2 separate regions of the Homo sapiens genome follow, and region 1 is linked to region 2. A link is a contact called in ENCODE Hi-C or POLR2A ChIA-PET data. All regions are on one chromosome and are shown on one strand. The core of a region is the stretch at or near the end of the contact, and the rest is flanking DNA. Distances in the headings are between cores, read along the strand shown. Region 1 overlaps ANTXR1 (ANTXR cell adhesion molecule 1). Region 2 overlaps ANTXR1 (ANTXR cell adhesion molecule 1).

Region 1 (5,866 bases), core at 4-2,503, 37 kb before region 2:
TCACTCTTCAGTTACTTTTGATAGAATTTCCTGATATTGGTGAAATTTTATAAATGATGAAATTACATTAAGATAAATCTCACATTTGATTGTTGATTCCATCTGCTAACTTGGAGCGAAATGTTGGCAAACCATATTATTGGGGGACTATATTTTCTTTTACTTAAGTTAGACTTATTTTGGATTAAGGTTTCAGATACAAGTGCACTGTGAGACAGGTAAGAGCTTGAAATATTTACTGTTCATAATTACCCAGGAAGGGAGTAGAAAGGGAGGGCTTATGGTACCACAAAATAAAAGGAAATTTAAATAGTGTAAAAGAATGTTGTTGATACAAAGAAGTTAAACTAGGTAGATCTAGCTTAACAAAAGTATTTTAGGATTTGCCACATTTTACTTGCAGATGAAAACTAGCAATAACAGAGTCATGTCATTTATTCATAGTTAGGATGGTATACTAGAGAGTGGAGAGGATAGTCTTCCCCCATTTATGAAATTGTACACTTTTTAAATAGTGAGATGGCCCACATGAGAGAAGCACCATGGGGAACACATGTGGGATTATTGGGAGACTCATATATGGATGTGTTGGAAAAAGAAAAGGAGGAAGGGCCAGTACAGGGGGGGCAGGAAGACTTTATTCTCTAACGTTCTTATAGAAATGAATATAGGACTAACAGGACAGAGTAAAATTTTCTAGCTGAAGTCAGCAAACTTGAGCTAGTCCCTATTTTTTTTCCCATGACTTTGTTAGGATTTGTAACAGAAAGAGTGCTCTGTACCATGTAGGAGTTTTCAAATCCTGTTACTCCTTCAACCTGATCTACTATATGCATGCATTTCATTCAAAAAAACAGGAGTTTCTGATCCCTTATTAACAGAAGGAGAAACTGAGGCCATGTCACCTTCCCAAGAATAGCAAACAGAACCCAGACCAGACCCAGGCTCCACATTCTTTCCAGTTTACCTTGCTGCCTTCTGTTCAACAGAGAATCATAAAATCCAAGACACTTGTGTGACTTGCCTTCAATACTGGCCAAGGATTTTAAGAAGCTCTGAGAAGGTGTCTCTGGCCATCTCAAGACTCCTCATCTTGCTCAGTCTTTAGATGATGCCACCCCTTATGCAGAGATGTTTTTTGTTCTGCGATGGGGAGCTAAACACCCCTCTCGCCTGTTCTTCACATCCTCCTACAACCCGAGGCTTCCTAGTGCAGCTTCATGCTGTCCATGCCCCATGCATAAGAGTTTGGCCAAGAGACCAGGTTCACACATCACTTGCAGGTGCTTTGTGTGCTAATGCTCACAGCTTCTGGGAAGTTGACAGGGTCAGAGGGGTCAGGGATTTATAAACACTATCAGAATGCCAAGTCTTCCAGACCCATTGTGGTTTGTTATGCTTGTTGGAATTAGTCATCCTCTGAATCTACTGGGAATCTAATTTTTGTGTACCTTAACGTCACTACTGCTAGTTTCCTGTTCTGAAGAGAAAACAGAGGGTAGAGTCCCTGGTTTGCTGGAAGCAGCATTTTGTATGGGTCAAATGTGCATCAAACAACAGCCAAAAATGCCTTGCTGAAGGCTGTGTGGATTTCATGTGGTGACTGCTTGGCCTAGGTCAGCTGGGAAAGCACAGCATGGTTTATGGACACACCCCCAACCTCATCAGCCTATGGAAGAAATGTGGGCAAGATCTCTCTGAAACTCTTTCTCAGGAGACTGGCTAAAAGAATCAGGCTTTCAGATCTTCCAAGCTAGTACTGCTTCTGAAATATATGACTTGCAGTGTTTTAGTTGGGCACAGGAATTTGTATTTTTCTATCTCACTTGATTGTCACAATATCCCTATAAAACAGTAAAGGGTCCATTAAGATACCTGTATAATACTTGAGAGACCTTATAGAATTAAGAAAAACTTGTTCAAAAGCAAGACATGAATTGGCAAAGACTTTCATTTCAGCAAAAGTTTTGGGTAAATCAAAAGAAATAATATCAAAGATATACGGCTGATCCTTGAACAACATTTTGAACTGAATGGGTCCAATTATACACAGGTATTTTTCAACCAAATGCAGATCAAAAATACAGTATTCGCAGGATGCAAAATCCACATATATGGAGGGCTGACTTCTAGTATATGCAGGTTCTGCAGGGCTGTCTGCAGGACTTGAGTGCATGGATTTGGTATACTCAGGGATCATGAACCAATCCTCTGCCTATACCAAGGAATGACTGTATTCGCATTCAGTTCTTGGGATCAAATACACGTAGGGTAAAGCTATGAGAAGATGAAAAAATAGAATGGAAAATAAATATAATGTGTTAAGATATAGTAAAGAAACTCCAATTAGAATAATAATGCCTACGATTTGTGTCTTTTATCTGCAAGCACTTTATCCTTTTTTATTTATCCTCATATAACCATTGTTACTCTATTTTCTAATGGGAAGGAACTATGCGGTCATTTGAATCATTGTTATATATGGAATGTGTCGTTTTTCTCTGTTTTCACAGTTTCTTCTTTTTTAGTTCTTAGCAGTTTGATTATTTGTGTGGGCATGGTTTTCCTTCAGGGTACCCTATTTTGACTTTGCAGAGCTTCTTGAATCTATAAACTTGTCTGTCACCATATTTGGGGAGTTTGCAGCTACTTGAGTTGGGGGGGGAAATTCTGGACCTCATGGTAGTGTGGGTCATTTCTCTAGGTTTAAATTTTCCTCCCCAGTCCACCAGTTTTGTTTACCTTCCAGTCTACTTGGTTGCTTTTTCTGTTGTAATCAGCAGGTGATATAGGCAGTAGCAAGCATACTCTATCTTGGCTGCTGCTACTTCAATTTTACAGATAAGGACACTGAGGTTCAAAAAGTTTAGGTAACCTGCCGAGGTCAGATAGCTAGTAATCTGCCAAATTAGTATTCTGATTCTGGATTCTAAATTTGGTCCAACTCCTGTACTTTGTACTGTATCATGTTGCTCTTCCAAGATTTCCTGGCTTCATCAGTTTAAATAGTTGATAGATTGTAACAAAGTTTGCAGGTCACTTCCTTAGTATAATAGAGTATACAATGTCAATTTAAGTACTGTTAGAATAAAATGATGTTAACTACTGCATATGAGTCCCTGGATACTCCAAGGAGAGTCTTGTTCTTACATTAATTGAAATACTTCAAATGTGTCATCATTTAGAAATAAGAAATAAGACCACGTGAAGGAAGTTCAACTATTCATTTAAAAAAAAATAGATGCTCAATTTAATCAAATGCAATTTTGCCTTTTGTTAAGATGGTGATATTTTTCCTTTACCTACTAGTACACTGAATGTCATAAAAAACATTTTTAAATATTGGATCATTCTAGTATTTCTGTATACATTTGGTTATGATATATTCTTTTAATGTATATCTGAATTCTGTATTTTTAATATTATTCAGAAATTTAGCACCCCTATTTATAACTGTAATTGGGCTGCCATTGTCCTTTTTATTACTACCTTTCTTTACAGTACTTTTGATTCTTTTTTATTTAAATTAGTACTTCTTCTAGAATTTATTATGATATAAGGTACAAGGTCAACATCCAGTGTTTCTTTCCCCGATTGATTAGCCAGTTCTTCCCACACCACTGTGTAATAATCTTTTACCAACAACTTGAACAGTTAAACTCTTTGCTAGGCTTGGGTTCATTACTGGATTTTCTATTCTGTTCTGTTTTTCTGTCTGTTTCTATAGTTGGATCACATTGTTTTAATTAGTTTTAACATCTGGAGGACCAATCTATCCTCATTTCTAATCTTGGGTGAAAATCTCCTTGGTCTTTACTGGATTTTTCCAACCACATACATTTTAAATAATTTTTTATGTTCCCAGATATCCCTGGGATTTTCACTCGAACTGTGTGAAAAATACAGATTAACTCAGCAGCAATGGCGCTGCATTTTCTCTATACTTATTTTCTTATTTAGGGATATACCATGTCTCGTTTACGTCCCTCAGTACGATTTTGTTTTTTTCTTCAAATTAGTCTAATTGTCAACATTTTTTTCCCAGGCATTTTAAGTTGCCTCCATTGTGAAAGAAATGCTTTGCTGTTGTATTCTCCAAACTGTCATTCTTCACTCTTGACTGGTGAACCTATAGTTTGTGATCCATGGGCTTCTACTGAACTCCATAAAATGATTTACAAAAACGTGCATGTCAGTGGGTTTTCTGTAGAAAAGACCATGCATGCAGCCCCCATCCCCATCCCCTGCCAAAAAAAGAGCTTCAGAAACATTAGTTTTGGGGAAAACAATAGGTTTCTAACAGGTTTTTTGTTGATTTCTTTTATTTTTATTATTTTTATTTTTTTAAGAGGGAGTCTTGCTCTGTCACCCAGGTTGGAGTGCAGTGGTGCGAACTCAGCTCACTGCAACCTCCATCTCCCAAGTTCAAGCGATTCTCCTGCCTCAGCCTCCCTAGTAGCTGGGATTACAGGTGCACACCGCCATGCCAGGCTAATTTTTGCATTTTAGTAGAGACGGGGTTTCACCATGTTGGTCAGGCTGGTCTCTAACTCCTGACCTCAAATAATCCACCCACCTCGGCCTTCCAAAGTGCTGGGATTACAGGTGTGAGCCACCACATCTGCCTTCTTATCCCACCACTTTAATGAAACATTTTATTAGTTCTAATAGTTTTCCAGTTAATTTTTAAGTGGTTTTCCAATAAGGTGATTGTAGTATCTGTGATTAATTCTGTCTTCTTTTCTAATATTTATAGCTAGTATATCTTCCTGTGTATCTTCTTACATTCTAAAATTTTCAGACTTTAATTCCCAATTGGGTTTTACAATTATGCATTTTATTGGATGCTAACTTCATACATTTTATCTACTTTGTTAAGGAAGGATTCTTCAAATGCGAGATTATTAAAACTTTTTATCTGAAATAGTTGTTATATTAAATACCCTTTTGCCATATCAAAATAGTTATATCTTTCTTCTATTTCCTTTGACCTGTCTGTAAAAATTTTAAATCAAAAGCTCTCCTAATGGGCCTGGCACAATGGCTCACACCTGTAATCTCAGCACTTTGGGAAGCTGAGGTGAGAGGATCGCTTGAGCCCAGGAGTTCAAGGCCAGCCTGAGCAACATAGGGAGACCCCATCTCTACAAAAAATAAAATTAAAAATTAGCCAAGCATGTTGTCACACCCCTGTGGTCCCAGCTACTCAGGAGAATGAGGTGACAGGATCGATTGAGGCATGGGAGGTAAAGGCTGCAGTGAGCCGTAATCATGCCAATACACTCCAGCCTGGGCAACAGAGTGTGCTGTATCAAAAATAAATAAATAAATAAATAAATAAAAGATTTTCTAATGAAAAACTAACCTTACATTCCTACAATAAACTTTATCATGGTTTGCTATGTTTTTATTGTGTTTCTGGTTTGATTTAAGCTGAAAGATATTACTTATCAATATTTAATATTGAGAGTATTCTGGGGCTTTATTTCATACAATCTCTGTCAGTTTGGGAGTAAACGGATTACATGAGCTTGGAAAAATGAGTAGGCAATCTTGCTGTAAGCTGCAGAATTGCTTAACTAATAAAGAGAGCAAACGTTTGTTCAAAGTTTGATATAACTCAGAGGAAAACTATCAAAGCCTAAATTATTATTGAAGAAGCTCTTTGACAGTTACCTCAGCTTTTTGTGTTATTGCTTTTATCGTGTTTTCTAACTTGAGAAACAGTAGAAATTACCAATATGTTGACATTTTAAATTTATCACGTATCTTTTTAATTTTCAAAAGCTCTTCTGTATCTTTGGTTATATCCCTTTCCTCCAATTGTATAAAGCTATTTTCTTTTCTCTTATTTGCCCCATTCAGA
Region 2 (6,177 bases), core at 630-3,129:
GCTTAAAGTGAAGAAAGGCAGAAGATGACATGAAGAAGCAGGCAGAAGCTAAATCCAAGGACAATAGGAAACTATAGCTAGGTACAGAGTCTGACAATAGAGCAATCAGGCTTGAAATCAAGACTCAGGAAATCTAGACATCATGGCACTCAGAATCAATAGCATTTCGGCCTTTGAAGAAGAAAACTCACTATGACTTGAACACGTTCTCTCTATTAGCGCCTCTGCCAGGCACTTAACCACCACTCTCTGAAGAAGGATTTATTATCCCCATTTTATAGATGAGGAAACTGAGGTGCAAGAAGGTTGGAGAAACTGCCCTCAGGTCTGCCCTCTTATAATGGTGGAGTGGGGAATTTGAACTCAGCTCTGGTTCCAAAGATTCTGCTCTTTTCATGACATTTGGCCATAAATGTCTGAGGAAATGGAAAATCACCACTGGATTACCAGAAGCCAGTTGCCCAGGGCTTGGATTCATCAAATCCCCAGATGCTCTGCTTCCTCAATCTGATGCTCATGTTTTGATCTTTCCACTGTTCTTCAATCCTCTCTCCTTCAAGAGGAAGTACTTATGTGTCAGATTTTTTCAAAATGTTCCCACTTGTTTTCCATTTTAGTTTCTTAACTGAGAGGGATAGGAAAAGGGCAGAAGGAAATTAACAGCTGTAGAGAACTTACTTTGGAACCAGACATTATCCCTTTTTCCCATATAATATTATTTCATTTAAAAATCATAACAATGCTGCAAAATAAATATTCCTATTCCAATGTTACAGATGAAGAAACTGAAGCTCAGATAACCTGCCCAAGACCACACAGCCCTAAGGGGGAAAGCAGGGTTAGAACCCACTTTTTCCTTGACTCTAGAGCCCATGATTTTTCCTACCTCTATTTTCTTAGGAAGCTAAAAATAATCAAAACCACCATTCAGTGAGTTCGTACTATGTGCCAGGTACTGTGCAAATCATTTCACATAATCATCTCCTTGAATCCTCACAGGTGCCATTTGATGTAGAAATCATTACCCCTTTTATAGAAGTAGATACTAAAAGTTCAGAGAGATTCACCAACTTGTCCAAGGCCACACAGCACAGTGAGTAGTGATCCCGAATAGACTCAAGTCTTTCTAATGCCCACGATGTGAATGCCCACTGTGTTCTACTAAACAATGCAGGCAGGCCAGGAAGTAGCTCCATTTCAGAGAGGAAGACACTGAGGACTGAAAACGTGAACTGGCTTGACAGAGGCAAGACCAGAATCCATGTGGCCTGATCTGAATACACCGTGGATGGGCAGGGGAGCACTTTGCCTCTTACTACCAGGTAGAGACCACCTCCAGAAATCATTACTGCCCAACGGATGAAGTACCATCGTCCTGAGAAGCTGGAGAATTGACACAGGCTGCAAGGAACATCTCCCCTTCCACACTTGCACAGGACTCTACCTCTGAGCACCACGACAGTTTTCCCACTCGCTTCTGCAGAATATGGTGATAAAATTACAAGAAGAAGTCTGGATGGCTGGAAGATTGTAGCCCTTGAAGCCAGTAACACTGTAAAGGAAGAAACTATTCCTGTGCCTTCTCATATTGTGGCTTCTTCAGGGAATTTCCACCGACCACAACTGGTGAATTTAGCACCAGCCCTCGAGCAAAAGTATGAAGCAAAGGTCCAGCAAGGCTCCTGGGTCTTTGCTTGCCTTTTCAAAAGTGTTTCAGGCAGTGAAACAGGAACCCGCATAAAAGCTGGGTTCAGATAACACCGAGATGGGTCAGCAGCTTTGAATCCCAACACTCGGCCTGGTTACCGTGATGCCAGCTCCTCCTCCCAGCTATCCCCACTTGGTGTGCAACTGAGGGTGGTGCCTGAAACCAAGGACACTGTCTGAAAAGGAGAGCCCACAGCTGCTGGCACCAAGCCATCTCCATCTAGGAGAATTTCCCTCGAATAAATATTTAAGCCGACATCAGGCTTCCTGTTAAGGAGAGTGAGTCAGCACATAGAGCTTTCTGCATGTTTGATCAACAATAAACAACAAGCATTGAGCAAACACAACTATGTTTGCAAGGATTTCTCGCAAGCTGTGGCATGACCATCCTTGTTATCAGGGAAACTGTGAGATCAACGGAACCGAGGAATCAATCTATTCCATGGTATATATAAATTTATTTTATTTATGAAAACCAGATCCTGTGCTGATTTGTCCCTTCCACTCATGGGAAGCAATGTAATCCCCTAATCTGGCCCAGGCCCTAACAAAGCTGTGATAAAAGGTGAAATCTGTCTTCCAGGCTTGCCTCCCAGCTACTCTTCCAAGACCCCAACAGGAACTGCAAAGGGTTTTCCTGTGATCAGAATTCATGTCACATTCCCAAAGTCCTGGAAAGTGTCTGCCTTATTGAACTAATCCCTTTTCCAGGGCTAGCAGATGGGGAGGCACATTTCAGCAGCAGCAGCTCTTCTCATAAATCAGGCTTGTTGGTCACTGGAGGCAACCTCCTTCCCTTCCTTCGCCCCATCTGAATCCTGTCCAAAGGCACCCTTCAGTCTTCCCATCTCTACAAAGCCTGCCCTGCTCTCTCCTCTTCCATGAGCTCTCCCTGCCTTGGACTCCAGTGGCACCAATTTTTTGAAGCTCTTGCTTGGCATGTGGATCTGTTCCATGCCTCTGCCATTCCTCCTGGTCACATGCTAAGTTGTGCAATCCCAAAGACTGCCCTATGTGTCATATTTCCCATGATATGCAGCCCTGTGCTTTGCATATTTATTAATTATAAAGCAACCCAGAGTACCATAGAGCTTTTGTGACCCAGGGAAGACCTACACTGCACAACAAGAGGGCAGTCTGTGGCTCCGTTTCTTGTAAAATCCCCTCAGCCTCTCCCCTCCCCTCTCTTCCAAGATTGCATCTGTAAAACATGGCATTCTGGGCACCATTCACATTAGCAGGCTTGGATACGAAACATAAATAGAATCAATTGTAATTTCTGTAGTGGGCAGAGAATCTTTTTTCAAAAAAATCTTTTGCCTCAGCAGTCATTAATTAGACTCAGATTTTGCAGACACTCAGACCAGGCATTTCTCCTACACTATTATTTCTATTCAGCTTATTAAAAAGTCCAAATTGAACAAGAATTCCCAGAGCTTGAACAGGCTACAAAGATTGCAGAGGGGCATGTTCAGTTAATCCTCAGATCATTCCTATTCTTCCTGCAGCCCCTCCTCCTATATTGAGGAATCTGCTGAGACCCACTATAAAAGCAACAGCAGAATTTTAGAACGAAATCAGCTCCCAAGAAAGGCCACTCACTTTTCCAGTCTGCTCATCTTACTAAATAAACCACATTTTGAAGTTCCCAGCTCTCTGAGCTTTTCTCCTGCAGACATGAGAAGAAAGTGGTTTAGTGGGGAAACAAATGAATTTCCTACTTTTAGAACCTTGTTTATCCTACACTCCTTTGGATCGGATTCTCATTGAGTGTGAAACTAACAGAGTAGCATCTATTTAAGTGAGTGGGGTGCCCTCCCTCAGACAAAAACTTTGGCATGTTTTAAGAATAAGCTTTATTGTTTAAGATACACAAACTGCTTCAAAATGTGTTTTGTTGCATGTAAGCGTGGTATAATGTATTTGGTATAGTGTATTAGTGTACATAAAATCATATATGAATCCCAGAAATACGTGTGTATAATATTCCATATTTGTATTTGTAAAGTTTTTTTTTTTTTTTTTTTTTTAGAGATGGGGTCTTGCTATGTTGCCCAGGCTGGTCTCAAACTCCTGGCCCCAAGCAATTCTCTCACCTTCACCTCCCAAAATGCTGGACTTACAGGCATGAGCCACTGCACGTGGCCATATTCCATTTTTATTTAAAGTCAGATTCTATAGAACTGACATGGATCTGGGGTAATGTCCATGGTTAACAATATGTGTGCCTATTAAAGTGTGGAGAATTTAGTTAGAAAAGGCAACTTTTTTTTTTTTTTTTTTTTTTGAGGCAGAGTCTCGCTCTGTTGCCCAGGCTGGAGTGCAGTGGCGCTATCTCGGCTCACTGCAAGCTCTGCCTCCCAGGTTCACACCATTCTCCTGCCCCAGCCTCCCGAGTAGCTGGGACTACAGGCGCCTGCCACCACACCTGGCTAATTTTTTGTATTTTTAGTAGAGACGGGGCAACTTTTTAAACATTTTATTAATTAGAGATTAAATCATTTCAAAATTCATGGGGACAACATTGACAGTCCTGAAGATGTGTTTGAGCCAGTTGTGTGTCCCAAGCTGCCTGGCTATCCCCAGGCTTATCCAATGTGCTTTCTGCCATCAGCTGTAATAATGTTTGTGGCGCTTCTGTGGGAGGCTGGGCCCCACCTGCCAACTACAGTTCTCTATGTTTTTCCCAAGAAAAGGGGTTGAGGCCTTTACAAAGCGGCCGACCTAATACAGGGGATTATGATATGCCTACAACATTTTTTTTTAAGGTAAGCAATTTTTTAAAAATGAGGTGTTGAAATTGGCCTCTTGGGAAGGCAGCAAGTCCCCAAAGATGGTGGTACTTAATCAGACGAGGGGAGTATTACAAGATGCAGCATATGGACTTGTATTCAGAAGACCCTGAGGTTACACTTATAGGGGGAAAGGGAGATTAATACATAATATGCTACAATGCCAGTTTATTAAGACGTGCAGGAAGTGTGTCATTTATTCATTTATTTATCCAATATTTATTTAATGCCTACTATGTGCCAGGCTAGTCATTGTGAATATAATAAGTAAAAACAAACCCAGTCCTTCTCCTTGTAGAGTTTATAATCTAAGAAGACAGTGACCAAACAATAAAAAAAAAACACTGTAAATTATAAACTAGGATAAGTTATCTAAAGGATGGCAGTTTACATTAAAATGTGCATGGATATAGAGATATTTCATTGGTCAAATCACCAGCACTTAGGTGGCAGAACTCATATTGGATTTGGAGAGTGACAGAGAGAGCAAGGCTAACTTAAACGTTCAGGTTTTTGTCTTAGACAACTGAACAGATGTAAATGGTCGGTAGATACTTAACCATCCTTGACACCAGCATACTTCAAACCCCATACATCTTTAAACCAGAATTTGCCCTTTACAACAAATAAGACACCAAGGAACATGCTCTGAAAGACTTTCTGAAATATGTGTGAAAGCAAAAGACACCTATACCATCAAGGGATAAAAGAGATTGGTCCATTATAAACACACAAAAAAGTTCTCCAACAGGAAATGGCCAAGTAAATAAAGATTGGTTGTTTATTAAAGCAAGAAGCAGAGCAAGTAGAAAAAAGAAATGCCGTGCCTATGATAAGGGAGGGATTCCTTATAACTCTGTGCAGATATTCACAGTTCTGTAAAGATTCTTGAGAAATCTCTGCATAAACTGAGAACTTCATGACAAAGGACATTAGATTTTTAGAATTTGAAAAAATAAACTCTTCTATACAACCCGGACTGGTCCACAGTGGATTTCACTTTAAATATATCAAACAGCTCCTGTAACTTGGCAAAGTTCTTGTACATCCGCTGCCTCTCTTACTCGTCCTCCCACCAATAATCCAATGAGATGTACAAAAGTCAACTTACCAGAAACAACACATGACAATTATTTAGCTCTTTATGGATTTCAAACATACTTTTCCATCTATTTTCTCTTTGAAATCTGTCCAAAAGTTGGCAGGAAAATAGCATTAACCTTGGTTCAGCTTTTGTCAGCAAATATGATTAAGCAGAAGGCCAGGGGTGGGCGATGGGGCGTAAGCACATGTGAACCACGGTCCACGCCCAAAAGTAGCAGCAGTAGCAATAGTAATGACAAAGGAAGAGCTAACAGCCACTGTTGTTTGAATACATGCCAGACATTCTCTTAAGTGCTTTACTGCCAAGGTCATTTTGACCACTCTTCTTGGTGCCTTATTTTCATAAGGTGCTCATGCTGGCTGGTGACCCAAGGGTTATTAACTTTCTGTGGATCGATCACATCTGTCTAGTTCTGTCTATAAGACAAAAACCTTGTCAGTTTTCCTTGATCTCATGCTCTCCCTCACCGTCCAATCCAATATGAATTTTATTACCTAAATCTGATTGATTTTCCAAACAAAATATCTCTGCGTTCATGACTGTTATTTTATTTAACCATCATACAGCCCCTTG

Evidence for each region. A loop is a pair of places that touch in the nucleus more often than their neighbours do. ChIA-PET counts read pairs that join two places held with the same protein, here RNA polymerase II (POLR2A). Pooled maps may share reads with other maps.
Region 1: a map of endothelial cell of umbilical vein shows a loop between it and region 2 (3-fold over the local background). The contact joins two enhancer-like sites. A Hi-C loop is called at or near these places in 3 of 168 maps with a recorded cell type or tissue (IMR-90, endothelial cell of umbilical vein and sciatic nerve) and 3 of 50 pooled maps. POLR2A ChIA-PET finds 5 or more read pairs at or near these places in 1 of 52 experiments (activated CD4-positive, alpha-beta T cell).

What each region holds. Positions count from the first base shown.
Region 1 is chr2:69,044,983-69,050,848 of GRCh38, forward strand. The region is part of intron 3 of ANTXR1 (ANTXR cell adhesion molecule 1); the gene reads left to right. Among named protein-coding and RNA genes, the nearest start is that of ANTXR1, 35 kb to the left of the region's middle. Within about 2 kb of position 1,254, at least 3 of the 41 ENCODE cell types and tissues checked have a DNase peak (open chromatin) inside an H3K27ac peak, as active enhancers do.
Region 2 is chr2:69,080,877-69,087,053 of GRCh38, forward strand. The region is part of intron 8 of ANTXR1 (ANTXR cell adhesion molecule 1); the gene reads left to right. Among named protein-coding and RNA genes, the nearest start is that of MIR3126, 20 kb to the right of the region's middle. Within about 2 kb of position 1,880, at least 23 of the 41 ENCODE cell types and tissues checked have a DNase peak (open chromatin) inside an H3K27ac peak, as active enhancers do.